5 separate regions of the Homo sapiens genome follow, and regions 2, 3, 4 and 5 are each linked to region 1. Evidence: chromatin contacts called from ENCODE Hi-C or POLR2A ChIA-PET data. All regions are on one chromosome and are shown on one strand. The core of a region is the stretch at or near the end of the contact, and the rest is flanking DNA. Distances in the headings are between cores, read along the strand shown. Region 1 holds the start of DCUN1D4 (defective in cullin neddylation 1 domain containing 4). Region 2 holds the start of PPAT (phosphoribosyl pyrophosphate amidotransferase). Region 3 holds the start of TMEM165 (transmembrane protein 165). Region 4 holds the start of SLAIN2 (SLAIN motif family member 2). Region 5 holds the start of OCIAD1 (OCIA domain containing 1).

Region 1 (5,368 bases), core at 1,296-3,795:
TTGCAAGTAGTTTCATAATACCTTATATATTACATACAAAAATCTATCATCTCTGCATTAATCTTAGCCTTCTACATTACAGATTCTGGAGTCCCTTCCCTGTAAACAGTAAAGGGAACTGGTGAAGGATGTGACGTTTAGGGAGTCTACTTATGGAGAGGAAGGTTTCTAGTATTAAGGAGAGAAGGAATTGCAGCCTGCAGCTAATAATAAAACAAGCAAACAAAAAAAGTCTTATGGTTCTCCACTTTTTACAGTTTTCTTCTATTCTCATTTGCTTTCCAAGCTTCTTCGAAAATTGAAGACGTCACATATTACCTTTGCTCACCTTCACATTTCCACCCTAAATTCCACTAACCCACCTCCATCACTCATTTCAAGACAGTTATTTTTTCAAACACCCCAAGAAATACCAACACATAGTTTATATTATCGTTACAAGGGTTACGTGTACCTCCACTGTGTTCTCATATTTATGCAAGGGAATGCTGGAACCCAGTGCTTACACACACTGGATGCCAAAATTAAATACACCATTCTAAAGGCTGCTTTACATTGTGTTGCTTCTTAAATGTTTTCCCACAACCCGTGCGCATGATGGTACAAGACCAAGCATTTATTCCACAAGTAAGGCCACAAAATGCAGGGGGAAATTCACTTGGGGACCAAGAACCTAAGCGTGAAGAGGGCTGCGCCTGGCGTGGGCTCTCCCTCTCCCAAGGGAGAAGGGCTGGGGAGTCGCTCCGTCCCTGGGAACTCAACCGCCTCCCGAGAGCGCGCAGGAGCTGGCCGGGGAATAAAGCACGAGTTGGCCGAGCAGGAAGGCTCCAAGGGCGCGCTGCATGCCGGGACCCGTTTCCACAGTTACCCACGTGCACCCAACCCAACCGCGGCCGGGCGCGGCCGCGACTACAAGTCCCAGAATTCGGCGGGACCGCCTTTCCCCTTCATACCCGTTGACTGGAGACAAACCCTAAAGGAAACCCCTCAAGCGCCCTCCCAGCACGCCTGGGAGAAGTCGCGCCCCCCGGGCGTGGGGCGCGGCCTAGGGCCCGGCCATCCCTCTAAGGAAGCGGGTTCCATGGCACCAACCCCCACACCTGATAGCCAGAAATTAGACAACTGCGTCACAGACTATCAAACCCACGGACTGCCAGGGACCCCGACACCTCCCCGGCGCCAAGCCCCCGACCCGGCCATCAGGGCCCGACCCCTCCGGCTCCCGCTGCTGAAACCCCGCAGCCCGCACCCCTGCCCCGCCTCCTAGTCCCGCTGCCGGAGCCCGCGCCAGCGCTGACCTCGCTTCCCGCCGTCCGGGGGGAACCACGGCCAGTTCCAACCTTAGGGCACTTACCCCGTCTCCTCCACCTCAGCCCCGCCCCCTCCTCTCTCCGCACCCCGAAGCTTGGACTCCCCCCTTCAAGGGACCCTGCCTCGACAGGGAGAGGAAGTACCTCCCCTAAGCACAGTCTGACACCCCCTTAGCCCGGCTCCGGACCGAATCTGGACGTGACAGTCCTCCTGCCCAACTCCGCCCCACCTCCCCTTCCTCCCCGACTAGCTCCTCACCCCCATTTCATATTCTCCACCCCTGCCCCCACTCTGCCACCCCAAATCCTACCCACCTTTTTCTCCTCTTCCTCCCAATCGCCCTACCCTTCCACACCTGCCCCATCTCTTTACCCCAACATCTTCCACTCCCACCACTCTCCGTTACCCACCGCCCTTCCAACGCCCCTCCCGCCCCGCAGGACTCCCCAACTACCATTACACCCCAGTCCCTCCCACCACCTCGCTTTCCCGTTACATCAGCCCTCGTCCAGTCGCCCGCCCTCCTGCCCCGCTCGGCCGCTGCCCCCATTCCCCCACCCCATTGTTCGCCGCCCCCCCCCCACCCCCCCGCCAACCAGCCCTTCTTCCCATTGTCCCCGCCCCCGCGCCCCCCTCGCACTCACCCGCCTTTCTCACGGAGCCGCCCGCACCACTCAGCCCTTTGGAAATCCTCACCCTTGTGCCCCGCTCGCTCGCTCGCTCCCTCCCTCTCCCCGCCGGTGCCACCCCCCCACATCCCCGGCCCTGCCCGCTACAGCCCAACGCTGCCTCCACCTCCATGCACCCCGGACACTCCGATCTCGGCCCTTCATCGCACGTCCAGCCCTCCCTTCCCCCAACACTGAAAGAGAGCCAGTCCCCACCCCCCTCACCTCCGCCCTCCCCGCAGGCCGGTCCCTTCCCCCCACGCCCGCCCCCGCCCCACGCCGCCCGCAGCGTCACCGCCCGCCCCGGCCCCGGGAGGGGAAGGGGTGGTTCCCAGGCAGGGGCTCCCGGCGCGTTTCGGGACCCGAGGCGTGGGGCGGGGACTGCGGGAGCCGAGTGGCGAGTTTGGCAGCCGCCCGGCCCCGGCCCGCTGGCTGGCTCTCTGCTACTCACTGACAGCGGCGGCATCCGAGTGCATTTTCAGGCAGCTCACACCCGGCTCGCCGCCCAGGCTCCCGCGCTCGCCTCGCGGTCCCCCCACCAGCTCACTGCACCTCGGCTCGAAGCTGAGGACCCGCCGCCGGGCACTCCCAGCCCGCCCATCTCGCCTTCTCCATTGGCTAAACCGCGGCTCAGGGGCCGCCCTGCTGCGTCTCTCATTTGACAAAAGGAGTGCCCATAGCGCCGGTCTGGAGCTGGCAACGAGGCCCCGCCCCCCACTGGCCAATACGATTGGTCCTGGGGCCTTGTCTCCGTAACGCCCCTGGCGGAGGCCATGCTCCGGAGCAGCGGGTTGGGCCCGGCTGCTGTCAGTCACCCCCAGGGGTCCGAGAGCGCGTGTAGGGGCGAAGCTGGGAAATTGGTCCACCTTGACCCTGAAACCCCGCCCAGTGGCGGGCGGGATTGGTGGAGCTGGAGACCCACCAAGAAAGATGGGTCGGCGTCTGAAACAAAGCACGCGAAGTGTTTCCCAAAGAATAGAGCAGCGCAGCGCAGTTGGGGGCGGCTCGTACCAGCTGCTGGAAGTAGGGAAATGCGTCCGTCCCTAGCGCCCGGCGCGACGCGGCCGGGTCTCCCGCCACTTGTCCCACGACACTTGTCCAGTTCGCGCCGAACTCGGACTGGGACTTCTCTTGTCAGCTGCTTCCTACCGCAGGAAACTGGATTAAGAATTGCCGCGTCTTAATTTCCAGCAAACCTTCTGGTGGGGAGCAAATTTCCATTTCTCCTACGAAGATCCATCCTCTCCCCACTTTCGAAATGTACTTCTTTTCCAGAGTCCGCATACTTGTTTCGCAGAGTTCGCACACTTCTTTCCTCTAGTCACTAATGTCTGTTAAAGAGGCTTCGAATGCCACGAGCATTGTCCGTCACACACATCTGTATGCCCCAGACATCAGACAGAAATACAGGGCCGCGCTCTGAGCTGCGGACTGAGCCTAACACATGGACGAGTCCAGGGGGCAGACCACCAGCCCGTGAAAGACCCCCGGCGGCATCTAAGAAAACCTGTCACTCCCGCGGAGAGGCCGTCCAGAAATTGAAACTGGCTGTTATTTGGCAGAGGGAGACGTTAATTTTGGTGAATTCTTCTGACCCTAAGTCAAGAATTCGCACCATTTCCATGAGTCCTGCCCTGATTTTTCAATACTTGAAGCTAACTTATCACACCGCATTATGGTAACAGAACAATATTTCGAGATATTAACGGAGGATTCCCCCCACCCCAACCCACCCCCACCCTACCCTGCCTCCACCCTCATCCCAGCCACCAACTCCAACAACAACACACCTACAAGGCATCCCCATATCCTAAGGCCCTGGGCCATCTGGGAGCCTCAAAGAGTAGGTGACACCACAAATCACAGGTAACAGAACGCACGGTCTTTTTGGTTTTAGATTTCTACAGCCCAGGCTTTTGGGTTTCCAGGCTCTGAAATTTAGATTTTAAATCAGGACACAAATGTTATGCTATTTGGAAGGGGCTCAGACAAACCAGTTTCTGTGTCCCACAGCACTCCCATGGTAAAATGCTCCCTCCATCTTAATCGCTAATTTCTCTTTAATAAATTACATCCTTATAATACTATTTATATAATATTTTTATCATTCAAACATTTATGAATCACTTTATGGAATCTCAGAACTGTACCTGAAGTTATTTATTATTTGCTTCAGGTTCTTTCGCAAGACAAGAATCTCTCATAGAACATCCTTATTGATCACCTTTATCATGACAGTACCTCAGCGGGGCCCCACAGTGATGGGTAGGTACCTCTGGACTCTGAGATAGGGGATTGCTTGTTGGGCAGATCTAGCAGTAAGAATATCCGCCCTTACTCTGAGCAGGGAAGCTGCTCCTGCATTCTTTATTCTATTTATGTTTCAGCTTAATCTACATCTAGGAAATAATAAATTATATGTCATTTAATACAAGTTTCAAATCTTTTGTGTGTGTAATATTTATGATTTTTTTTTTTACCGTTTACCATGGTACTTCAAAGACTGAGACACATGTTATTTTGCACAGAAAAGGGCTTCCTTCGTGACACCTCTAAATTACAATAAGCCCACAATTAATTATAGCTAGTCATTTGCTCTATTAATTTATTTGCAGCATACTTTATAATAATGTGTATAAGAGTTAAGCTAGATGAAGGATGGGTCGGCTGCTTTGCCCCAGCTCCCAACACTGGCCTGGCATATGCATGGTGTCCATAAAAATTTATAGAATGTACAACCTCTGTTATTTCTCAACATTGCTTTCAGTTGAGTCAGTATGATTATTTTCAAGTAGAAAACAGACTTAGAGGTAATTTACCCAGATCTTTATAAAGAGTCAGCTATAGCCTAAGGATTGAGAGGCAAAGCTCATTCCTAGTCGGCTGACCCTCACTGCCCCCACGTTTTACAAAGTATAATAAAATGACTACATAATGCTCTGCAAATATTACCTGGTCATTTAAATAATCCACACCATATAAACCTCTGATATCAGGAAACTTGTTATAGTTATCTTTTTACTTGCCTAGCACCTAGTACAATGCTTTCAAATATTGTGGTAGGCACTGGTTAACCATACCCCTTAAAATGAATGTTTACCGTACATGAAATTTTAGATCTGGATAGGAACCTTGGTGATTATCAAATCCAACATCTTCATTTTAAAAATAAGAGACTTGACATCCAAAGGAGTTAAATGTTTAATCTGAGTCACTTGGCTAGTTGATAACAAAACAGGGCTTAAATTCAGGTTTCTCAACTCTATCCCCTGTACCACACTGTCTAATATCAAAGCTTCAAATTCCAAAGATAGGTAAACTACTCTCCCTTCCCATCTGAAAGTTACTATGCCAATCTAATACAAGTCTGCTTCATGGTTGAAATGTTG
Region 2 (5,368 bases), core at 1,599-4,098, 4.6 Mb before region 1:
GAGACTCCATTTCAAAAACAAAGCAAAACAAACAAAAAACAACAACAAAAAAAACCTTTTATATATATATATATATATATATATATATATAAACACATTGCACCAGTTTTTTTTATTATTTTACTTTTTAAAATGTGGCTTATAGAAGACAAATTTACATTATATTTCCATTAGCCAGCAATGTTCTGGGAAAAATAATATAAATAAAATGTATATAATGAAAAACAAACTTTGGTGAATTAACCTGACTGGAACATAGCTAAGGATTCACAGGAGAGAAAAATCAAAGTTAGGGCTGAAGAGGTAGAAGGGATAGCAGTATTCAGGATTTGAATGAAAAGGGATTTCAGACTGGACAGACTGGATTTAACATCTCTAGAGATGCCATTTTTGCCTTTGTTGCCACTTTTGCCTTTTAGAGACCATAAAAGTGACATTTAAGAAAAATCAACCTGCCAACGGTACACAAATGGAAAGAAGTGGAAGAGCAAAGATTTTAGAGATTTGCCATTTTAGAGGTACAGGTACCATGATTGCAAGAAAAATTCTGGTCCTTGCCTTGATTCTAGGGAGTTGATACTCAATATCATCTGAATCTTTTTTGCTGAGTCTACAGCTTTTTTTTTTTTTTTTTTTTTTTTTTGAGACAGAGTCTCTCTCTGTCGCCAGGCTGGAGTGCAGTGGCGCGATCCCGGCTCACTGCAGCCTCTGACTCCCCGGTTCAAGTGATTCTCCTGCCTCAGGTTCCCGAGTAGCTAGGATTACAGGCATACGCCACCACGTCCAGCAAATTTTTGCATTTTTAGTAGAGCCGGGGTTTCACCATGTTGGTCAGGATGATCTCGATCTCCTGACCTCGTGATCCGCCCGCCTGGGACTCCCAAAGTGCTGGGGATTACAGGCGTGAGCCACAGCGCCCGGCCTGAGTCTACAGCTTTTTAAAATCTGAATTCAGTTACTTTCTATGTGGAAAAGAATGTACCCAGCAGCCACAAAAGCAATTTGCCTCACTATACATATAGCAACTGGGTGTGTGGAAAAAACCAGCATTTGTTTTTTTCCAGCATAAATAGCAAGAACAATCTTTCCTGATAGTGCAACTTTTTTGCCTAAAGGTTTTGGAGTTCTTCAAAGCCATCGTGGCATCAAAGACTACTGGAACGAACACACACACACACACACACACACACACACACACACACACACCATCATGGCATCAAAGACTACCTAAAAACAGCCCCCCTCCCCAGCCATCATGGAATCAGACTACTTCAACACGCGCGCGCACACACATACACACCCATGACATCAAAGACTACTTAAACACGCACACGCACGTACACACACCCCAAGCTATCGTGGCATCAAAGACTACTTCACGCGCGCGTGCACACACACACACACACCATGGCATCAAAGACTACTTACACACACGCCCCCTAGACAGGTTTTTCTTTTTCTTTTTTGAGACGGAGTCTCGCTTTGTCGCCCAGGCTGGAGTGCAATGGCGCGATCTCGGCTCACTGCAACCTCCGCCTCCGGGTTCAAGCGATTCTCCTACCTCAGCCTCCTGAGTAGCTGGGGATTACAGGCGCGCGCCACCACGTCCAGCTAATTTTTTGTATTTTTAGTAAGAGACGGGGTTTCGCCATGTTGGCCAGGCTGGTCTCGTACTACTGACCTCAGGTGATCCGCCCGCCTTGGCCTCCCAAAGTGCTGGGATTACAGGCGTGAGCCACCAGGCCCGGCCTCTAGACAGGTCTTTCAAAAGTTTCAATTATTAACCTTCTTAGAAAGGTCATTAACCTAACGGGCAAAGCAAGACTCAGGTTTTGACGAATCAAGACTGATTTGCTTGTATTTTGCAATAGCTATTGATTATAAATAATACTTCCAGGCACCTTTCCACCCCTTGGCCATTTCTCGTTCTCCTCTACTTTGCTCCTTCTCCCCATCCCCGAGGCAGTAAAGTTCGGGGAGGCCCGGGAGCGCCTGGGCCACGTGTGCGCCCGCGCGGCTGCCTAGAGGCGCTGCTGCAGGGAGGCGGGACAGAGTTTCGCGGCTCGCACGTGGCCGCGAGCTCACGGCCTGGGGGTCAGGGAGACCGTGAAGGGCCCGGATCCCTGTTACTCACCCTCAGCTGTCGCCATTATCCTAAGTGGGCTGAGGGCTGCGACCGCGCCGGGAAGCGAGGCAGAACTCTAGAAAAGAGGGGTGGTCAGAGAGCTTCGCTGGGCGGGGAAGGAGGCGGGGCCGCGCGACCCTGCGCCACTCTTTTCGAGCTCCGCTACAGCCGCCTAACCCGGAGGGGTATGGGCGGAGACTGAAACGCGGATATCGGACGAAACAACGCCCCACTGGCTTCCCGCCGCGCAGGCGCAGAGACGCGACCCCGCCTCCGGGCCGCCCCGCGCTGGCGCAGTGCCCGGACAGGCGAAAAGTGGCGCGCACTGGCGGCCCCTCCCCACTCTGCGGAAGCTCGCATACCCCGGCCCCTTCTCGGCTGCGGGAGCGACTCAGAAGTTGGAGCGTACCAAGTCTTGACGGCCTGGGGGAAGCATGCAGGGAAGGGCATATGAAGGCTAAATGCTCTGAAAGAGAAATGAGGTTAAGTCCGTTACTCCCATTACGCTACTGTTGGGTGCTGGAAAATAACGGAGATTTCCACGTGCAGCAAATACAGCTTTCCAGGCAGCTCTTAGGGGAAGGCTAGCTCCACCCTACAGCATCCGTGACCCCGCCCCTCAGCCGCGGGACCGCCCCTCCGCCCTCGCTCGTTGGTGGACTCGGAGGGGGAGGAGCAGGGCTGAGCTGGCCACGCCACCTAGGGACAGCGCGCGCCGCCGCAGTAGCTGGGGCCACCCTCGGGAAGGAAGAGCCTGTCGCGAGCGCGAGCTTCTGAGCTCGACGGGCCGAGCTGGCAGCTGGTTGGTGCTTACACCTTGGCCGCAGCGGCAGGTCCTTCCACGTGCTTTCGGCGGCGACATGGAGCTGGAGGAGTTGGGGATCCGAGAGGAATGTGGCGTGTTCGGGTGCATCGCCTCAGGAGAGTGGCCCACGCAGCTGGATGTACCGCATGTGATCACTCTGGGACTCGTGGGGCTGCAGCACCGGTGAGCAACAGGGTGGGGGTGGCGGGGGCGTGCGTCTCCATCTCTCGGAGCCGCTTCCCGCAGTCGGCGTTCTCATGAGCGCCCGAGGGCCCGGGAGGACCGACCTCTCCGACCTAAGCCAGTACCTGCCTGTGGCGTCGACCGGGTTGCCTAGGCGTGCACGAGGGGCACCTCGCTTCCATGAACTTTAGCCTGTCCTGCCCACCCTCCCAGCCACTTATGCCTTTTAGGGGCTCTCTCCCTCCCCGCCCCCCGGTGTGTGCACCCATCCAGAGGCTGGCCAGCTTGTAAACCGCCGGTTTGCTTGGTCTAGCTGGGTCAGGGCTCCTCCCCGACTGCAGGCGGGTTCTAGTCTCCCGGAGCCTGTGGCTGCTCCTGTAATAGGCTAGTGTGGCGTGGCGGCCAGTCCAGGTCCTTCAACACCTAAAGGTTTTCGCGCGGGGCCTCCAACCACCACAAGCTTTTGTTTGCAAGGGCAGAGCTATTGAGCAGATTATGGGTTTGAAAGTAGTTATCGCTATGGGAACTTGAGGATGCTAGACTTCAGACCCAGGGAAAGATGACTAGTTGATGTTGAGAATGACTACTGGTAGTAGATCTCACATAAATTAAATGGAAATAAGCCAACCATAGGGAACAGTGCATCTGGAAAAGATTCATTGGTAGACGTCTTGCCTAATGAATGAAAACGTTGGTAATAACATGACAAAAATTAACTCCCTTCTTCAAAAGGGGGACAGGGGAGTAGTGTCTCTATGCCAAGATCCATACACTTGATTTTGAAAAATTGGGAGATCCTTTCGAGTTAAAAAAAATTACTTTGCTTCGGTGATCTTTCCTTTTCTTACTACCTGACTTAACTGGAAGTTGATATAAATTATTACACTAGGATAAGAAAAACAAACCTGGGTTTGATATTCTTACTGAAAGTATTACAGTTTCCATAAGGCAATACAGTGGTAACAACTTACACTACAGTTAAGGAACTTGGCAATAACACGTAACAGCAAAATGGGTGCAACACGTATAAACGCATTCCAAAAGATTAGCTTTTCCTCCACCAAACTTAAATTAGAAGTATTTTTTGCTGTTTTCATTGTCCCAGGTACTTCAATTTCAGTTTCACATTTTGTGTGTTCCTTGTTTACTAAAGAGCTGAGAATGTGGGAAGCATCAAAAAGAATATTTTTAACTTGCGTAGCTCCAATCTTGGATAATTGTGGGTTGACCATAATAGATTTCTTGTTTTTTTTAAAAAAAGTTTATTGAGAAAATTAGTTACGTAATCCAAGGAGAAAGTAAACTCTTGATTATGTGGTAGTTGTGAGCAACATTAGTTTGTAACATTCTTAGAAACTATGGCCAGGCGCGGTGGCTCACGCCTGTAATCCCAGCACTTTGGGAGGCCGAGGCGGGCGGATCACGAGGTTAAGAGATCGAGACCATCCTGGCCAACATGGTGAAACCCCATCTCTGCTAAAAATACAATTAGCTGGGTGTGGTGATGCGCTCCTGTAGTCCTAGCTACTCCGGAGGCTGAGGCAGGAGAATCGCTTGAACCCGGGAGGCTTAGGTTCCAGAGAGCAGAGATCACGCCACTGCACTCCAGCCTGGGCGACAGAGCGAGACTCCGTCTCAAAAAAAAAAAAACAGTTGTTATTTTGGATACTCTGTCATGGGGGTGAGGGAGAATCTAGAGGTCTTTAGGGTTGCCTGGTGGTCTGTAGAAAATATGTATGAACTGTACTTCACTATATTTACTTTTTTTGCCAAAGTTATTCAAGAAATTTTCATCCCCCTTTCTCCTTCCCTTTAAATGTGTGCCTGAAGAAAAAGAGGCTTTTTTTTTTTTTTAACTTACATGTTAGCACTGGTTGGAGTTTTAGTACCCAGTTTAGGAAAATACTTGGTATTCATGGTTATAGGTTTTTTTTTTCTTTTTTTTTTTTTTTAATGAATACCATTTGATTCCTGGTTACATATATCTGTTTTCTATAGTTGCTTTTCTGTGAAAGAATTGTAAGATTAAATAATACCAGATAAGGGCAATAATGATGTGATTATGTGGTTTTGAGGAACAAATGTATTACTGAAAAACAATTTAACATTTCTCTTGTGTAGGCATAGAATCATTAAGGTGCACAAAGAGGGCTGGTTCTCACCCATAATCAATTCAAAATTTTACATGAGCTAAAGTGCTCATCCTTTGGGAGGACTGATTCTGCTTGGAAGAACAATGACACTCCCTTATGTCT
Region 3 (5,368 bases), core at 817-3,316, 3.6 Mb before region 1:
GTGAGAGCTCACCAGCACTTGGGAGGCCAAGGCCGGAGAAGCGCTTGAGCCCAGGAGTTTGAGACTAGACTCGGCAACATAGTGAGACCTCCTCTCTCAAAAAAAAAAAAAATAAACAAAAATTAGCCGGGCGTGTCAGCACACGCATGCAGTCCCAGCCACTCAGGAGGCTGAGGTGGGAGGATCAATTAGAGGTTGCAGTGAGCCAAGACGGGGCCACTGCACTCCAGCCTGGGCGACAGAGCGAGACCCTGTCTCAACAAAGAAAAAGGAAAAAGGAAAGGAAGGGAGAAAGGAAAGGAAAAAGGAAAGGAAAGGAGAAATGAAAGGAATGGAAAGGAAAAAGGAGAAAGGAGAGGAAAGGAAAAAGGAGAAAGGAGAGGAAAGGAAAGGAAAGGAAAGGGTCAGATAAATCACCCTTAACCAAGAAATTTTAGGGAAGTCTTCACAGAGAGTAGGTATCTGCTGGTTCTCCAAGGTGGGAAGAGTTGATCCGTGGCTTCAAACTCCAGGTCTTTTTTTTTTTTTCTTTGAAAAGGTCTTGTGTTAGGGAGGAACTGGCAAGAGAGCACAAAGCCTGTCCCAAAGGGCTCTTGAAGCACATTCTTTTTTGCAGATGAGCATATCCCTTTAGCATATGAGCAAGAAAGCGGTGGCTAAAAAGCCTGGAGGTGAGCTGGAGCCAGATCAGAAGAAACCTGAACATCACTCTCCTAAAAAGGCTGGACTGAAATTAGTGGAGGCAACTCACCGACGACTTCTGACAAGATGGCAGAATTCAATGTTCGGGAAGATTAGTTACGTGGAGATGGGCTGGATGTGGCCTGGGTGGGAGTGGGGGTTTGAGTGCCACACTGGCCGGGATTCAGGGAGCAGATACTGGAAATGACGACAAAGCCCACGACTGGGAGAAGGGAGAAATGTTAAAACGCTGCCAAGTGACTAAGGACTAATTCTATTAACAGATTAAAAAGTTGATTTCTAGTATCTATTCAGGGAAGGACAAAATACAGGATTCTGTTTTACTTATAAATGTAGTTTTGGCATCCCACATCGCTGCAGCACGCTGTACTGCCGGAGACTAATTCCTCTGCGTTCCTAAAGGCTACTTCCTGCTAGCCAAAGCACATTTTTAAAAAGTGAGAGTCATGGTTCATAATCCATATTTGGCAAAAAGCACAGGCAGTGCCAAGTTGAATTTGGGTAAGCAGTTTGGCATAAGCTATTTCAACAATGAAATGGCCGATGTGATGATCCTCAGGGAATACAAAAAGCCTCCTAGCAGCCTTCTGTTAAAAACTTTTTGGTAGGGATGAGTCTTTCTAGCTACTCTAAGACACATCTGATCAATAAAACGCCCATCCCGGAGCAGCATCTTGGCCCTCCGGAGATCAACGTTTATAGCGGGCTCCTCTTGGACTCTCCCTCTCCCTTTCCCTAAAGGAGCGGGCAAGACCAGGCCTCACCGGAAAACAGCGCAGCCGACCGCCCTCCACCCCGGGAGCAGGGGCCGGGCTCCCCTCCCCCAGCCGAGGCCGGCGGAGTGCGGCGCTTTCAAAGGCCTGGAGCCTGGTACTCGGCGCAGCCGGCCCTGCAGCCTCGCTCGCCCCATCCCGGCCCGCTCACCTCGACCCGGGCCGGCTCGGGGCCCTGCACAGCCACAGGCTGCGGCTGCAGCTGCTGGGCCGGCGCCGGCGGTTCTTTGTTCCGGTGGCTAAGGTCTTCATCTGGGCCGGCCCGGACCGCAGCCGGGGCCCACAGCAGCGGAACCAGAAAGAGCAGAAGCAGCCGGGGCGCCGATGCGCGGCCGTTCCCTGGAGCCGCGGCCGCCATCCCGCCTGCCGGGCCGGCCGCGCACGGGCGCCGCAAGAGGAAGTGCCGGCGACGGGAAGCCTCGACCCCGAACAGCCTCCGCGGCGCGTCCTCACGACTCGCCGCCGCCGCCGCTTAGGGAGCAGTCAGCACCATCCGGGAGGTGCAAGCAGCGGGAGTGAGGTGAGGGGCAGGCCGAAGTCCGCAGCCCCGGCTCGGCGCCCGTCCTCTCCGGCGGCGGCTAAACTGGAGTCAGCCAGCTGCCTCGGCGCGGCCCAGCCCCGACTCCTCCCGGCCCCGTCCCTGCCCGCGACGGCCTCCCATTGGCCCGGCGACCGCCTTGGCGTCGTGACGTCCTCTGCCAGGTTGAGGTGCGGCGCGGGCCCTCCTCCCATTGGATCCGGCGCTCCCGGCAGGTACCCGGCGCCGCGTGTCCTTCCTCTGCTCGCATCCTCACCGCGCCGCGCCCGGGGCTCCCTTTCTCTCTCTGTGCCCCACCGTCCCAGGACTGCGAGGTCCTTCACTTCTGCTTCCTCCAGAGCCTTCCGCCGTAATGTCCGCACCCGCTGTTCCCTGCGCTTAGTCTCTCTTAGAGGTCAAATTAGTGCGAGCGCCTCTGGTTACGTGGCGCTGACTCGCAGGCACTGCCACGCCCAGCTCTGTTCCGCTCTCCCCCGCCGAGCCTCTGTGCCACCCTCCATGTGGCCACCTACCGCCAAAAACGTTCTTAGGAGCTCAAAATGCTATTTTTTTTTTAAAGTTCTGAAATGGGATTTGGAAATAACATGACATTTTTCAAGCCTTGTTTTAAGATACTGCCTATAATTACCCCAGACCAAAAATGGCTAACGTTGCCCTTGTCCAGTATGGCCTTGACGTTTTGGGTGCATCTTGTTTTGTGCTATTCCTTAGACCCTTTAAAAATGCTGGGCTTTTGAAATGGACTGTTTAAGACTTTTGCAGGATGGAGCTTTGAGTGGGCAAGACTAGAAGACAGGAAAGGATGGTCTTGAGTTAGGCTTGAGAATATTTTTACGTCTTCCCAAAAGAAAAAGTGAGCTACTTAATTACCATAAGTTTGAGACCTAGTCCCTAATAAAAATCGATAGTGCTAACCATGTGCCAGGCACTAATCTAATATTATACATATTTACATACAGTAAACCTGTACTCAGTAAAGAGCTAAGGAAGTTTATCACTAACTGAAACAAAAAATTAATCCACCAAAACAATCTGTGGGAAAGTGGGCAAACCTACTTTGAGTTCACCAAAGATACAGTGTTTGTCACAGGATAATAAAATTTCCGTCTGTTTTTTTGTTTTGTTGTTTTCTTTGTTTTTGTTTTTGAGACGGAGTTTCGCGCTTGTTGCTCAGGATGGAGTGCAATGGTGAGATCTCGGCCCACTGCAACCTCCTCCTCCCGGGTACAAGAGATTCTCCTGCCTCAGCTTCCCGAGTAGCTGGGATTACAGGCATGCTCCACCATACGCGGCTAACTTTGTAATTTTAGTAGAGATGGGGTTTCTCCATGTTGGTCAGGCTGGTCTCGAACTCCAGACCTCAGGTGATCTGCCGGCCTCGTCCTCTCAAAGTGCTGGGATTACAGGTGTGAGCCACCGCGGCCGGCCTCCGTCCATGTTATTCTGTCCGTAATTCCCCTTCTTCCATTCTCTCCTTGTAAACTCCTACTCATACTTCCAAAACCTATTCAAGCTTCCACTCTCAGAACTTTTCCCCAACACATGGCGTTACAGAATTTGTCACTTGTTCCTTCATGTTATTGCTTTATGCATTCTTCTATTACTGTGTAAGTAGGATGCCTCCACTTACAGTTTGGGGTGTGTTAAAAGAAAAACCTTAGACAAATTAAACTTAACAGCGTTTAATCAAGCAAAGAACCCAAAGAATGATCTGCAAATCAAAAAGACCCCAAATCAAAGTAAGTTCAGAGAGGCTCCAGTCTTGCCGAGTGGTCGGAAAAAATAAAGTGACTTACAGAAAACATAATTGAGGGACAGAAACAGCTGGATTGGTTGTAGCTCAGGTTTGCCCTATTTGAACACGGTTTGAACAGTTGGCCACTTGTGATTGGCCAGAACTCTGTGATTGGTACAAGAATAGGTTACAGTCTGTTTACATACCCAATTAGGCTACAGTTCACCATGTATGGGGAAACCTTTAGGCCTAACTTAAAATATGTAAGGAGGCAGCTTTACACTAAATTTAACAGATGCAACTATCATCCCTGGAGTGCAAATGTTTGAGCTTTCAGAAGCCAGTAATAACATAAAACCCAGAAGCCCAAACTTCAACTACCTCCCCTTAATGCATACAGGATTTGCTGTGCTTAAAAGGGGCCTGAAAGGGAGGCTTGAGGTCCCAAGGGAGGGACCTGAAAGGAGCAGCTTAGGCTGAAGACAGAGCCAGAAGGGTGAATGTAGCAAAACTGGCTGTGTGTCCCTCATTGCTGAAAGCTGCTTTGTTTATTTTCTAGGATGGGCTGCCCACACTCCAGGGCTTTCTCACAGGAAGGACTCCTGGCCAAATTCAGTCATCTCAACATATGAGGCAGTGAGGACTTCTGGGCTACAGCTGCAGGATGCTGAAGCACCAGCTGCTGAGCATGCAGTGGTTCAGGGGCAAGGCAGCAAAGCTATTTGGCAGAAGATGTAACATAAATGGAGATAGAGCATTGGCGAACTGGCACAGTGGTGTCAGCAAAGCATCAGAATCTGGGCCAGAGTGAGACCTTTCTAGCCTGCCCCAGTGTCACCCTGATCCAAGGGCCTTCAGGTGCTGCCAGGCTAGGCTCTAGGTGTCTGATTCTCATGGGATCTGGTATTTCTGTTTCCACACACATCTACCTCCTGGGATCCGTGCTCAGGCGTGCTAAATCGAGGCTGGCTCCAGTTTTCACCACCTTGAGGGTTTAGAGCCATCATCCTTCTAGTCCTCATTGGTGACTAACTCCCTTAAAAAAAGCAATTAAAAAACTATAGGAGCTTTCCTGATACCTTTCTTGAAGGACAACTGAAGCTACTTATTTAACCCCCTACCCAATAAGGATGTGGGTGGCGCAACAATTCCAAGATGATATATTTTTTAATCATAGCCTACACCGATATAGTCTTACTAAAATGTAACCACTGTCAGGCATCCTATGGAAAGAAACCCTACTACATGTGCATTACATTGTATTTTATTTAATTAATTTATTTATTTATTTTTGAGGTGGAGTCTCGCTCTGTTGCCCAGGCTGGAATGCAGTGGCAAGATCTCGGCTCACTGCAGCCTCCGCCTCCCGGGTTCAAGCAATTCTCCTGCCTCAGCCTCCTGAGTAGCTGGGATTACAGGCATGTGCTACACGCCCCACTAATTTTTTGTATTTTTAGTAGAGACGGGTTTACCATGTTAGCCAGGATGGTCTTGATCTCCTGACCTCGTGATCCGTCCGCCTTGGCCTCCCAAAAGTGCTGGGATTATAGGCATGAGCCACTGTGCCTGACCTATATTTTATTTTTTATTTATTTATGTAGAGATGGAGTCTCGCTCTGT
Region 4 (5,368 bases), core at 940-3,439, 3.5 Mb after region 1:
TGCTCTTGTAGCTGTCAAGAGCATAAAATGCCCTTCCCGCTCTTTCCTCACTTTCAGACTCCAAGCCACCTCCTCCTCAAAGTCTGGCCCAACTACTTTGGACTACTATTTTTTTCCCAGTTACTGAGCACTGTCAGTACTCTTTGTTCTATCACTCTTTGGGTAATTCACTGTACACTTTCTAGTTTATTTAACTGCACAAAACTTAGTTCTCAACAAGACTATAACTGCCTTATGAACAGGGATCAACACTTAAGAATCACCAGAATCTCCTACAACATCATATAAGAACTGTTTCTTGATTTAAGTAACTAGGCTTAAGAGTAACAAATAGCAGCTTGTTTTAGACAGTTTACTATGTGCCAGATCCAGCGCTAAATGCATACATAATTATCTTACTAAATTTTCATAACTCTATAGAGGTAAGTGCTATTATTTTCTCCATCAAATACAAGAAGAAAGTGAGCCTCAGAGTAACTTGCTCAAGGTCATACTGCTAGTAAGTGGCAAAACCAGGGGCGAACCCAGGAAAGCTCTTAACTACCTCAGAACACTGCAAAGTTCCAGCCCTGCAATACCAGAGTCTATGAATGATTTCGATTTCACTGTTAGAAGTTTTAATTTCAATAGAGCAGAGACATTTTAGCTAAAAGTTAAAACTTTAAGAAAAATGAATTAAGACAAATAATTGCCCACACACATCTTTATAATAAAACGAGAGGAAAAGCCTCCCATGTCCTATTTATGAAAGTGATATTAAGGTGGGGGGGCCACAATTTCATCAAGAAGTGGCTTATGACAATATAGCTTTGGTTTAAATTTTTAAATAGGACTCTTTTTCTCTGCCCCTAGAAGGACGTGGAAATGAAAGATGGATGTGATAACTGTCAATTCAGAGCTCTGCAAAACGCCAGACTCAATTCTTGTTTTAGAAAATAAGAGCCAGGGCTCGTTCCACCCTTGACTCTTCACACAGAGTAACAAAAAAAAAAAAAAAAAAAAAAAAGCAGCACCATCCTCTGCCCTCTCTTCACACAAAGCAAGGTTTACCCCACTACCCAAAGGGGAGTGCTGATTCATACGGTCTCCCCATCCCCGCCAGAAATGGGTCCCAAACACCAACCGCTGCATAGACGTAGACGACTCTGGTCTGCCCCTGACCCCCACACCTGGTGATACCTCATCAAGCAGACCCCTCTCCTACATCCAGAATGCCCAGGGCCACCATCCGAAAGCCAGTATCTTACACAAAGCAGGATCCCTGCCTACAAAGCAGTTTCCCACCTCCGACTCCTCCCCAGGCGAACAGCCCTTCTCAAGCTGCCCCAACCCACAGACCCCAATAGGGTCCAGCACTCAGAAGGTCCACAATCCAAAGGACAACGAGCTACAACCCTGTTACTTGCGCACGCCTCGAACCCCCAACTCCAGCTGACGTTCCCTCTGCCAAAGCAAGAAAACCACAAGTCGCCACAGGAGAGCGGACCCGGCTACACAAAGCGAGGCGCCCGACCAGAGGGACCCTCAGAGGACGCTCTCCGCCCCCGGGCCCGTCCCCGCCCAGCTCCTGCCCGGCGCCTCGCGCTCACCAGCTCTCCTCCTCCTCCTCCCAGCCTGACAGGCGCTCCAGCTCGTCGGGCCGCAGCGGCTCCACCTCGTCCAGCAAGCCGCCCTCGCCCGCCGCTAGCAAGGAGGTGGCGTCCCGCAGCTCTTCGCTACTCGTCCGCCTCGGGCCCGACCCGGGCCCGCCGCCCGACTTGGCGCTGAGGCCCAAGGGGAAGCCCCGAGGAGACGCCGCGCCGGAGGAGGGAATGGACGCGCCGGCCCGAACCGGGCTGCCGGGCCCAAGGGAGCCGGCGCCCTGCACGGCCCCCGAGCGGCTCCTCAGCTGTTCGTTCTGCTTCTCCAGCTTCTTCACCAGCTCCTGCAGCTTCCGCACCTCCTGGTCCGCGTTCACGTTGGAGTTAACGTCCTCCATCCCGGCCCCGCCGCCGCCGCCGCCTCCGCCGCCCGCTCGCTCTCGCAGCGACAGGGAAAGAGACGGAGGAAAGAGGCGTCGCCGCCGCTCACTCTAGCCGAGGCGCCGGCATATAGCAGGACCAGGCCCCACCGCCAGGGTCCCCCCACCTCGGGTTCCAAAGCGCCGCTGGCCCCAGCCGAACTGCCTCATCTGCGCCGGCTCCGGGATTGGGGGAGGCGGCGCCAATATCCGGCCCCTGCCGCCATCTTCCCTCCGTCCCTCCGCCCCCCGCGGGCCGGCCCAGTCGGTGACCTCAGAGCGTCGGGGGTGGACGCGGCCGCCGGCGGGCGCTGAGAGGACCCGGCGCCAGCTCGCGGCGGGGCGGGGCCACGGACGGGGCCTATGGGGCGGGGCCGGTGCTTGAGGGGCGGGGATTAGGCCGGAAGGGGCGTGTCGGCGGATGTGGGACGCGGCCGGGCTGGCTAGGGAGGGTCCCTGCAGAACGGGAGGCCAGCAGAAGGCTCGCGGCGGGCGGGGCTGAGGTGGCTAACAAGGTCCTCGAACAGCCTCGCCTGTTGGTCTGGGCGTGTGGGCGTGTTCTCCACCCCTTACAGGGAGTGTGGGACCCGCGGGCCAGTCTCGCCCTTGTTCCGGGCCGGATCTCGAGTGGGCGCTCAGCCCGGCGGTGGAGAGACAGTTTACTTTGTTCAGCAAATATTTAATCGATGCCGACTTTTAATTGGAGATTGTCTCGGCTGGCAGGAGCCTCTAGACTGCCTGTGTCCTGTTTCTTCCCCTGAAAATAAGAAACCCCAGTTTCAGACAGTTAAGAGAGGTCTAAGGTCAAAATAATCATAATTTCTTGAGTGCTTCCTACTGGCCAGACAGTGTGCTAAGCACTTTTAAAGGCATTATCTCATCGGTTAAAACATAGTTTTCCCGACTTAAAGTTTACAGCACACTGGGGCGGAAGCGGGGGATAGTAAACCGCTTCTCTACTCCCTTTCTCCGTTTATTGACTCACACTCTGTTCTTTGGATCACTTCCTTCGGAAAAAGTTCCTCGTAGTGTGTCTTGACTTTTTTAAAAGTTGTATGTTAAAAGTAGTTAAACACGCTGACAGATACTGAAGAATGAAGAAAATTGTAAGAATGTGAAGTCTGCCTTTAGAATGCGGCAGGAAACCTAAACAAAACTTAAATGCTTTGTTTTGATCACATTATCACAGTCGTTGGTCTTCAGAGGTCAATTGTGAACGGCTTTGGCTTGTGTTTGCAGCTTTTCTTCAGTTGCCGCCTCCACCCTTAGTTTAATAACAATGATCCAGTCCTGTTACACCTGAGTGTGGACTCATGCCATGACTGACTTGCTTCTACCCTTTAGCTTTTCTAGTGCCATATTCTCCGCCTGCCATATCTGATTCTTTTCTTAAATCCCATACTCTCTCATTCAGGAAACCTCTTCCCAACAATTCCACAAAGATCTAATTATTCTGCATATTCTAGCACTACGTGATCAATAGTTCTCAATAGGTGTTTGCACTTTTTTTTAAATTGCTTTTTTCTCTAAGAATTATTTTTCGTTTGTTTTTGTCTGTTTACTTGATTTAAGGACACTTCATTTTTGCTTCCCATGTCTAGTACACTGACACAGTGGACACTCAATACTTGGTTTGTTGAAAGTTAAGTAGACTATAAGTTCTACTTAAAACCACGTAGCTATTTATTCGTAGCAAAAAACGTATTTGTGTTAAAAGTTTGCTGGCTAACTATAAGTCGAGTATTTTTCTAGCTATACAGACCTAGTCAAAGGATGTGATTGTTTGCTAACATAATTGTCAAGTAATATATATTATCTGTGTAATGCTCATCTAAATATCATTGCTCTTTCTGACCAGTCTGAACTTGTTGCCGGAGGGTTAAAAATCATGACTACTTCACGTGTAGCAGTTTTCACTTGCATTCAATGCTTTGTAAAATAGATTCCAACTAGTCAGTTTCTATAAGGCGAACCCTTCAAATATACTCCTTGAAAAGAACAGTTCACCGGACATTATGAAGTTAGCACTAATGTTTGTGGGGCAGGAAAAGCTGTTGTAGTGTGGAACAATGAATTAAGAATCAGAAAGCCTGATGTCGGGTTCTAGCTGTAGCATAAATGCACTTGACCTTGATCGCTGCTCTCTAATCTCTGGTCCTTAGTTTACTTTAGAATGCGTGAGTTGGAGGATCTCCAGTATCTCTTCCAGGATGAAAAAGTAAAGGATTCTGGTGAGGCCTCATGGTTGCAAAACATGAGAGTGAATATACTTAGATATATAGAGAAGTTCATAGTGGATAGATATACTTGGATTTTTAAATTCTATTGCCTTACTCAATGTCTTACCTTTTTCATTCAATAAATATTGAATATATCTACTATATGGCAGGCACGAATTTAGATATTTGGATGTTTAATAGGCCTCTTAAGTATCAAACAACATTCAGTTCATACACACACATACACACTACACAGCATATACACACGCTTAAATCTGCTTGTCCTGTAGTCATCACCATTCCAATAAATGACAGCTCTTCTAAATGCTCAGACCAAAAACCTTAGGATAATCCCTACTCCTCACTTTCTTTCACCCACCAAATCCAATCTTTAAGCAGGTCGTGCTGGCTCTACATTCAAAATATGTCTAATTACTTCCCAGCACCTCCACTGCTACGACTCTAATTCAAGTTGCCATCTTCTCTTGTCTAGATTACAGTGGTACTCTTTTAATGAGCTATTCCACTTTGCTGCTTTACAGTCTCTTGTGTACATGGCAACCAGATGATCTTTTGTGTAAGTCACATCAGGTTACTCTCCTGCTCAGAATCCTCAGAAGCAACTGGCTTCCCAACATACTTCAAAGTCTTTTCCCTGGACTATAGGGCTCTGGATACTCGGCAACTTCTGCAAGTATCTCATTAACTAACACCTTCCCCATCACTCTACCACACTGGCCTTCCTGATTTTCTTCAAACAAGCCAAGCATGTTTCTACTTTAGGAACTTTGCACTTGCTTTTCTGTCTAGGATCTGGTTGTCATTCACGTTATCACATGACTGACTCCCTCACTTCATTCAGGTCTCTGCCCAAATAGCACCTAAATTCACTATCCTCATTATGATTCTCCATAAAATAGCATCTGTGTCATTCCCCATCCTCTTAATCCTGTTTCATTTTTTCTCAGACACATCTCTCTCTCTTTCTTTCCTTCCTTCCTTTTCTTTCTTTTTTTCTTCACTGCCTGTCTCTCACCAGTAGAGTGTGAACTGCAGGAGAACAGAGTTCACTGTTATATCTCCAGTGCTTAAAACAGTGCCTACAACAGTGCCTAGTACATGGTAAGTGCTCAATACATGTTTTTTGAAC
Region 5 (5,368 bases), core at 724-3,223, 3.0 Mb after region 1:
CAGGCTAGTCTCGAACTCCTGACCTCAGGTGTTCCACCCATCTCAGCCTCCCAAAGTGCTGGGATTACAGGCATGAGCCACCGAGCCAGGCCACTTATACACTTTCAACAAACTTTGACTTCAAATAGAATTAATGCTACTATCTGCTAGTCAGGACTGGCTACCTAATGTGCTGGGCCCAGTGCAAAATAAAAACGTGGGACTCCTTATCCAAATGATTATGAATTTCAAGATAACAAGACTAGAACATGAAACCAAGTATGGGGCGCTGTCTGCACATGCCCATGAAGCCAGCCCACCTGCCACTGTTACTCAAGGCAGTGAAAATTCCTTTACATAGGAAGTGCTTCTAATTATAAATACTTAATAGATAGTTACGGGGAATTGGTCTTGGAACCTCTGCATTCGGCTCTCGAAAATCAGCCCTCCCATTCATCTTTCCTGTATCAAAAACATTACATATTAAGTATTAGAAACTATCACTAGATAGGTCAAAGTAAATCAAGACGTATGATATAGTAAAACTACTAGTCTACACAGCAATCAATCAACAAATATTTATTAAACACTACTATATCTTACGTACTCCACATGTAAATAGCTAGATGAAAAAGTAACAGACCTACTGATTAATTTGGAACTCACTATTCAGGTTAAGTCCCTTAATTGAAAAAGCATATGCGTTTTATAAGTTTATAATTTTTTTTACTATCAAGATATCAATAAAATAACAGACATATTTTTTCCTCCTGGAAGTGGGTTCTTTCACATCCTATGTTTTGGTCGTTTCTCGAATCTATGCCCAATGATTAGGATAATTCCCCAAAATAGAAGAGAAAAAAAATTTCAAGTCATTTCTGAGCTTCCATATTAAAAAATGAAATAATCATCAGAAACATTCAACCTCTCCCACAAAGGAGCACTCCAAAATTATGGAATAACAAAGACGACATATCCTTCTCCCTGTGAGGTAAAACTAACAGCAAATTCTGTATCTCCAAATTTCCTTCCACCCCAAGAATATAAGAAAAAAATGCATAAAATTCCAAGAATATACATTTTTTATTTGGTTCTTTTTTTAAAAACTCATATATTGGGACTCAGACCAACAGATCAAGTAACCGTATTTTACAGAACGTTTACGTGGGATCATGATTATTCTCATTTTAAAAACAATTTGCATGGAAACAGGAAATGGCATACACAATGAGGACAGCAACTGAGCCCTTCCATAATTCATTCAGTCAATAAGCCATGAAGGCCTACTACATGCCAACCCCTTAATTAGAGAAAAGAAATAAAAAAGGTCAGCTGAATTCATGGATGGATGGAGCCTGCTGAATAAACTACCTTTACCCTACAACCGTATGAGAAAAAATGAAACCCTCTTATTTCCCATAACGGCATCCTTCCTAGAAACACCAGGAAGACTGTCAGGGCTGACACGGCGCTTAAGACAATACCATTTTAAGTTCTTTACACAAAACAACGCTGGATTAAAGCCTAAGCGGCCTACAACCGCTGATTACCGCACTCCATCCTCCACCCAGTGTCCGTCTCCCACCTGCCGTTACAGACTGAGCAGCAACCCCACACGCATCCGTGACCACGAACTTCCCCAGCTCACACCCCCAGAAGCACTCCGTCGCCTCCCGCAGTCACCGGCACTCAGGAGGCCGAGACCCGAGCGCGATCTGTCCACCCTCACAGGCAGGAAAATGGCGGAAGGTGCGAAAGTCGTGGATGGCCGCAAAGGTGGTGAGGGGATACGCGGAGGGCAACAACGGGGCTGTTTGCGTCACCTCACCCACCTCCCGACGACAGCAGCAGGCGACTGCAAGGAAAACCAAGCGATCAGGGGCAGAAGGCCCGGAGGGTGGACTCGAGAGGGGGCAGGGAGGGAGAAAAGTGCAAGGTACCGCGGGGAGGGGGAGGGGTAGAACAGCCGCAAGAAGTCATCCAGACAGGGGCTCAAAATGACCGCGACCCGGAGGCACTGTATACTTACGGCAGGAAATGACGTCAGACCTCACTGCGGGTCTGAGAGCCAGCAGCCTAGGAATAGACGCATGCGTATACTCGTCCCTTTGCCCTTTCAGGCAGCTGCGGCCACGAGCCGCACTGCGACTGCGCAGGCGACAGCGGCGGACCAAGAACCCTGCCCCGCCCCTTCCCTGGATGGCGGGGAAGGGGGTTGGGAGTAGGCTTGACTTTGGGCTGTTGTGATGCACCTCTCTGGTCTTCTCGTGGCGGCTGGCGGGAACGTTCCGGAACCCTCTGTTGTCCCTCTTTTGAGAGCGACTTTATAAATTATCTCTTTTATGAGATAATTTCATTCTTTGAGCCTGTAGGCTAAGTAGTAGAAAGTAATTTTTAAGCATGCATACCTGGTTATTTGTCACACCCTCTTGATCCAAGTTTCCAACAAGTTCTACAACCTCTGGCAGGGTACCGTGATCTCTCTGAGGCTACGGTTTTTCTCACCTGAAAAGTGGAATTACATATAGGGTTGTTAGAATTAAAACAACACATCACTGTCTATTAATGAGGGGGCTCACGACTTCTACACATCAGACATGGTGCTGCCACACCCAGCCAATCAGCATTTTACTCATTTTCATACATTCCTTCCTGAAGTATTTATTAGTGCCATGTACTGCAAGTTATTAGTGACTAAACAGTGGGCAAATCCAGTCCTACTATTTGTCAACCCCTCAAAGCCTCTCAGGTTTCTCATCTCTTTCTGAGCCCCTTTGCCACTTTATCATTTAACATTTATTCTCCCGAAGACATACTTAAGGGAGACAGTCACGTGAAACGAATCCAACGCTGTGTTTCCTTCCTTGGAGTCTTTTGATAGCTCCAGTCATGCACCGAATATAAGGCCCATCATGGCCTGGTGGTGCCTGTGCCTTTTGAGCGTCACTTTCTTCTATTTCAGGGTTCACTAACAAGAAACAGCCTGGAGGTCTTTGCCCTCAGTGTTCTCTGTGCACTGTTTCCCCAGTACAACTCTACTCCCTGCTTTGTCAATTCTAACGATATTTCAAAATTCTGCTTTTACATCACCACCTTTGTGATGCCTTCCCTGAAATACACCCCAGAGAAGTAATCACTCTTCCTTCTTAGTCCTTAGCTTGTCCATACTGCTGTCACTGCAATGTACTTTTGCACTGAATAGTGATCTTTTTTACTTACGTCTGTCTCTGTTACAGAGCTCCTTTAGGACAGAGATGTTGGCTTGTAAGTCTTTATAGAACCAAATAAATCCCTGAGATAATCAGTATTAGTAACTAATACTCATTTTGTTCCTGGGACAAGCTAATTTACTTCTGGGCCCAGGGCTTGTGCAATTGCTGTTCCCTCTTCTAGACCACTGTTCTTCCAGATGTTCAACGTGGCTTTTTGTCTGAGACTTCAGTTGATGTCACCACATCAGAGAGGCATTCCTTGACCACCCAATTAACATGGCACCCCAGTCACTCTCCATGTTACCTTGCTTATTGTTTTCATAGTATTTGTTATGGTCTAAAACAATGATTTGTTTGTGTATTGTCTCTCTTCACTAAAAAGGTCTATGACAGTAGGAGCCGTATTTGCCTAGCATCAGTGATTGGCACATGATCATATGAAGCCAACAAATATTTCTTAAATGAATTTGTTGAATGCATTTTTATAGGAGAAAAAACAAAAATAAGAAAATTAAAAGACATTCTAGAAGAAACAAAAATAAAAAAATTAGAAGACATTCTAGGTGGTGAGCTTTATGTTAAAGCAAAGTTTTTTGTTGTTTTTTTTTTTAGGACAGGGCCTTGCTCTATTGTCTAGACCGTAGTACAGTGGTGCCATCTCGGCTCACTGCAACCTTCGCCTCCCAGATTCAAGCAATTCTTGTGCCTCAGCCTCCTGAGTAGCTGGGACCACAGGTGTGCACCACCACGCCCAGCTAATTTTTTTATTTGTAGAAGAGACAGAGTTTCACTACTTTACCAGCCTGGTCTCCAATTCCTGGCCTCAAGTGATCTGCCCACTTTGGCCTCCCGAAGTGCTGGGGTTATAGGCATGAGCCACTGCACCAACTTTAAAGCAAAGTCTTTTTCTTTGCTTCCTGACTAGATTGTAAGATTCCAGAATCCAGTTTTATCATATTCTTTATACTTACTGAGCCAGGCCTAACACATAGTGTGTCCTAAATTGGTGGGTTCTTGGTCTCACTGACTTCAAGAATGAAGCTGCGGACCCTCACGGTGAGCGTTACAGTTCTTAAAGATGGTGTGTCCAGACTTTGTTCCTTCTGATGTTCGGACATGCTCGGAGTTTATTCCTTCTGGTGGGTTCGTGGTCTTGCTGGCTTCAGGAGTGAAGCTGCAGACCTTCGCAGTGAGTGTTACAGCTCTTAAGGCGGTGCATCTGGAGTTGTTCATTCCTCCCGTCTGGAGTTGTTAATCCCTCCAGGTGGGTTCATGGTCTCACTGGCCTCAGGAGTGAAGTTGCAGACCTTCACAGTGAGTGTTACAGCTCATAAAGGTGGTGCAGACCCAAAGAGTGAGCAGCAGCAAGATTTATTGCAAAGAGCAAAAGAACAAAGCTTCCACAGTGTGGAAGGGGACCTGAGTGGGTTGCCGCTGCTGGCTCAAGAGGCCTGCTTTTATTCCCTTATCTGGCCCCACACACATCCTGCTGATTGGTCCATTGTACAGAGAGTTGATTGGTCCATTGTACAGAGAGCTGATTGGTCAATTTTGACAGGGTGCTGATTGGTGCATTTACAATCCATGAGCTAGACACAGAGTGCTGATTGGTGCATTTACAATCCTTTAGCTAGACACAAAAGTTCTCCAAGTCCCCACTAGATTAGGTAGACACAGAGCACTGATTGGTGCATTTACAAACCTTGAGCTAGACATAGGGTGCTGATTGGTGCATTTACAAACCTTTCCCTAGACATAAAAGTTCTCCAAGTCCCCACTAGATTAGCCAGACACAGAGCACTGATTGGTGCATTTACAAACCTTTAGGTAGACAAAGAGTGCTGATTGGTGCATTTACAATCCTCTAGTGAGACATAAAAGTTCTCCAAGTCCCCACCAGAGTAGCTAGATACAGAGTGCTGATTGGTGCATCTACAAACCCCGAGCTAGACACAGAGTGCTGATTGGTGCATACACAATCCTCCAGCTAGACATAAAAGTTCTCCAAGTCCCCACCCAACTCTGGAGCCCAGCTGGCTTCACCTAGTGGATCCCATGCCGGGGCTGCAGGTGGAGCTACCCGCCAGTCCCACGCCACGTGCCTGCAATAGCACATGGTAGATTGATAAGTCTATTTTCTGTTGCCCCCTAATTTCTCAGCAATTAATCAATAAATT

What was found. A loop is a pair of places that touch in the nucleus more often than their neighbours do. ChIA-PET counts read pairs that join two places held with the same protein, here RNA polymerase II (POLR2A). Pooled maps may share reads with other maps.
Region 2: a loop to region 1 is called in a map of naive thymus-derived CD4-positive, alpha-beta T cell, with 23 times the contacts of the local background. The contact joins the promoter of PPAT here to the promoter of DCUN1D4 in region 1. A Hi-C loop is called at or near these places in 1 of 168 maps with a recorded cell type or tissue (naive thymus-derived CD4-positive, alpha-beta T cell), 2 of 37 single-sample maps with no recorded cell type and 10 of 50 pooled maps. POLR2A ChIA-PET finds 5 or more read pairs at or near these places in 1 of 52 experiments (CD4-positive, alpha-beta T cell).
Region 3: a map of CD8-positive, alpha-beta T cell shows a loop between it and region 1 (13-fold over the local background). The contact joins the promoter of TMEM165 here to the promoter of DCUN1D4 in region 1. A Hi-C loop is called at or near these places in 3 of 168 maps with a recorded cell type or tissue (CD8-positive, alpha-beta T cell, ascending aorta and naive thymus-derived CD4-positive, alpha-beta T cell) and 18 of 50 pooled maps. POLR2A ChIA-PET finds 5 or more read pairs at or near these places in 1 of 52 experiments (HEK293T).
Region 4: a loop to region 1 is called in a map of CD8-positive, alpha-beta T cell, with 20 times the contacts of the local background. The contact joins the promoter of SLAIN2 here to the promoter of DCUN1D4 in region 1. A Hi-C loop is called at or near these places in 1 of 168 maps with a recorded cell type or tissue (CD8-positive, alpha-beta T cell), 1 of 37 single-sample maps with no recorded cell type and 14 of 50 pooled maps. POLR2A ChIA-PET finds 5 or more read pairs at or near these places in 1 of 52 experiments (A673).
Region 5: a pooled map shows a loop between it and region 1 (26-fold over the local background). The contact joins the promoter of OCIAD1 here to the promoter of DCUN1D4 in region 1. A Hi-C loop is called at or near these places in 2 of 37 single-sample maps with no recorded cell type and 11 of 50 pooled maps. POLR2A ChIA-PET finds 5 or more read pairs at or near these places in 1 of 52 experiments (activated CD4-positive, alpha-beta T cell).

What each region holds. Positions count from the first base shown.
Region 1 is chr4:51,840,330-51,845,697 of GRCh38, reverse strand. DCUN1D4 (defective in cullin neddylation 1 domain containing 4) reads right to left here and starts at 2,545. Exons shown (of 11, transcript NM_001040402.3): 1 at 2,431-2,545. The coding sequence starts at 2,455. RefSeq lists silencers at 1,318-1,437, 1,988-2,067, 2,168-2,517, 2,608-2,657, 2,668-2,817.
Region 2 is chr4:56,433,095-56,438,462 of GRCh38, reverse strand. It overlaps PPAT (phosphoribosyl pyrophosphate amidotransferase), which reads left to right and starts at 2,848. Exons shown (of 11, transcript NM_002703.5): 1 at 2,848-3,113. The coding sequence starts at 2,986. PAICS (phosphoribosylaminoimidazole carboxylase and phosphoribosylaminoimidazolesuccinocarboxamide synthase) reads right to left here and starts at 2,203. Exons shown (of 9, transcript NM_001079524.2): 1 at 2,135-2,203. The coding sequence starts at 2,150. RefSeq lists enhancers at 1,233-2,116, 2,964-3,143 and silencers at 2,244-2,533, 2,674-2,873.
Region 3 is chr4:55,392,655-55,398,022 of GRCh38, reverse strand. It overlaps TMEM165 (transmembrane protein 165), which reads right to left and starts at 2,066. Exons shown (of 6, transcript NM_018475.5): 1 at 1,627-2,066. The coding sequence starts at 1,833. RefSeq lists silencers at 1,391-1,860, 2,061-2,260.
Region 4 is chr4:48,338,350-48,343,717 of GRCh38, reverse strand. It overlaps SLAIN2 (SLAIN motif family member 2), which reads right to left and starts at 2,189. Exons shown (of 8, transcript NM_020846.2): 1 at 1,590-2,189. The coding sequence starts at 1,978. RefSeq lists silencers at 1,709-2,018, 2,159-2,498 and enhancers at 1,329-2,242, 2,649-2,768.
Region 5 is chr4:48,827,693-48,833,060 of GRCh38, reverse strand. OCIAD1 (OCIA domain containing 1) reads right to left here and starts at 1,973. Exons shown (of 9, transcript NM_017830.4): 1 at 1,812-1,973; 2 at 379-441. The coding sequence starts at 436. RefSeq lists enhancers at 1,057-1,619, 1,620-2,183, 2,026-2,405.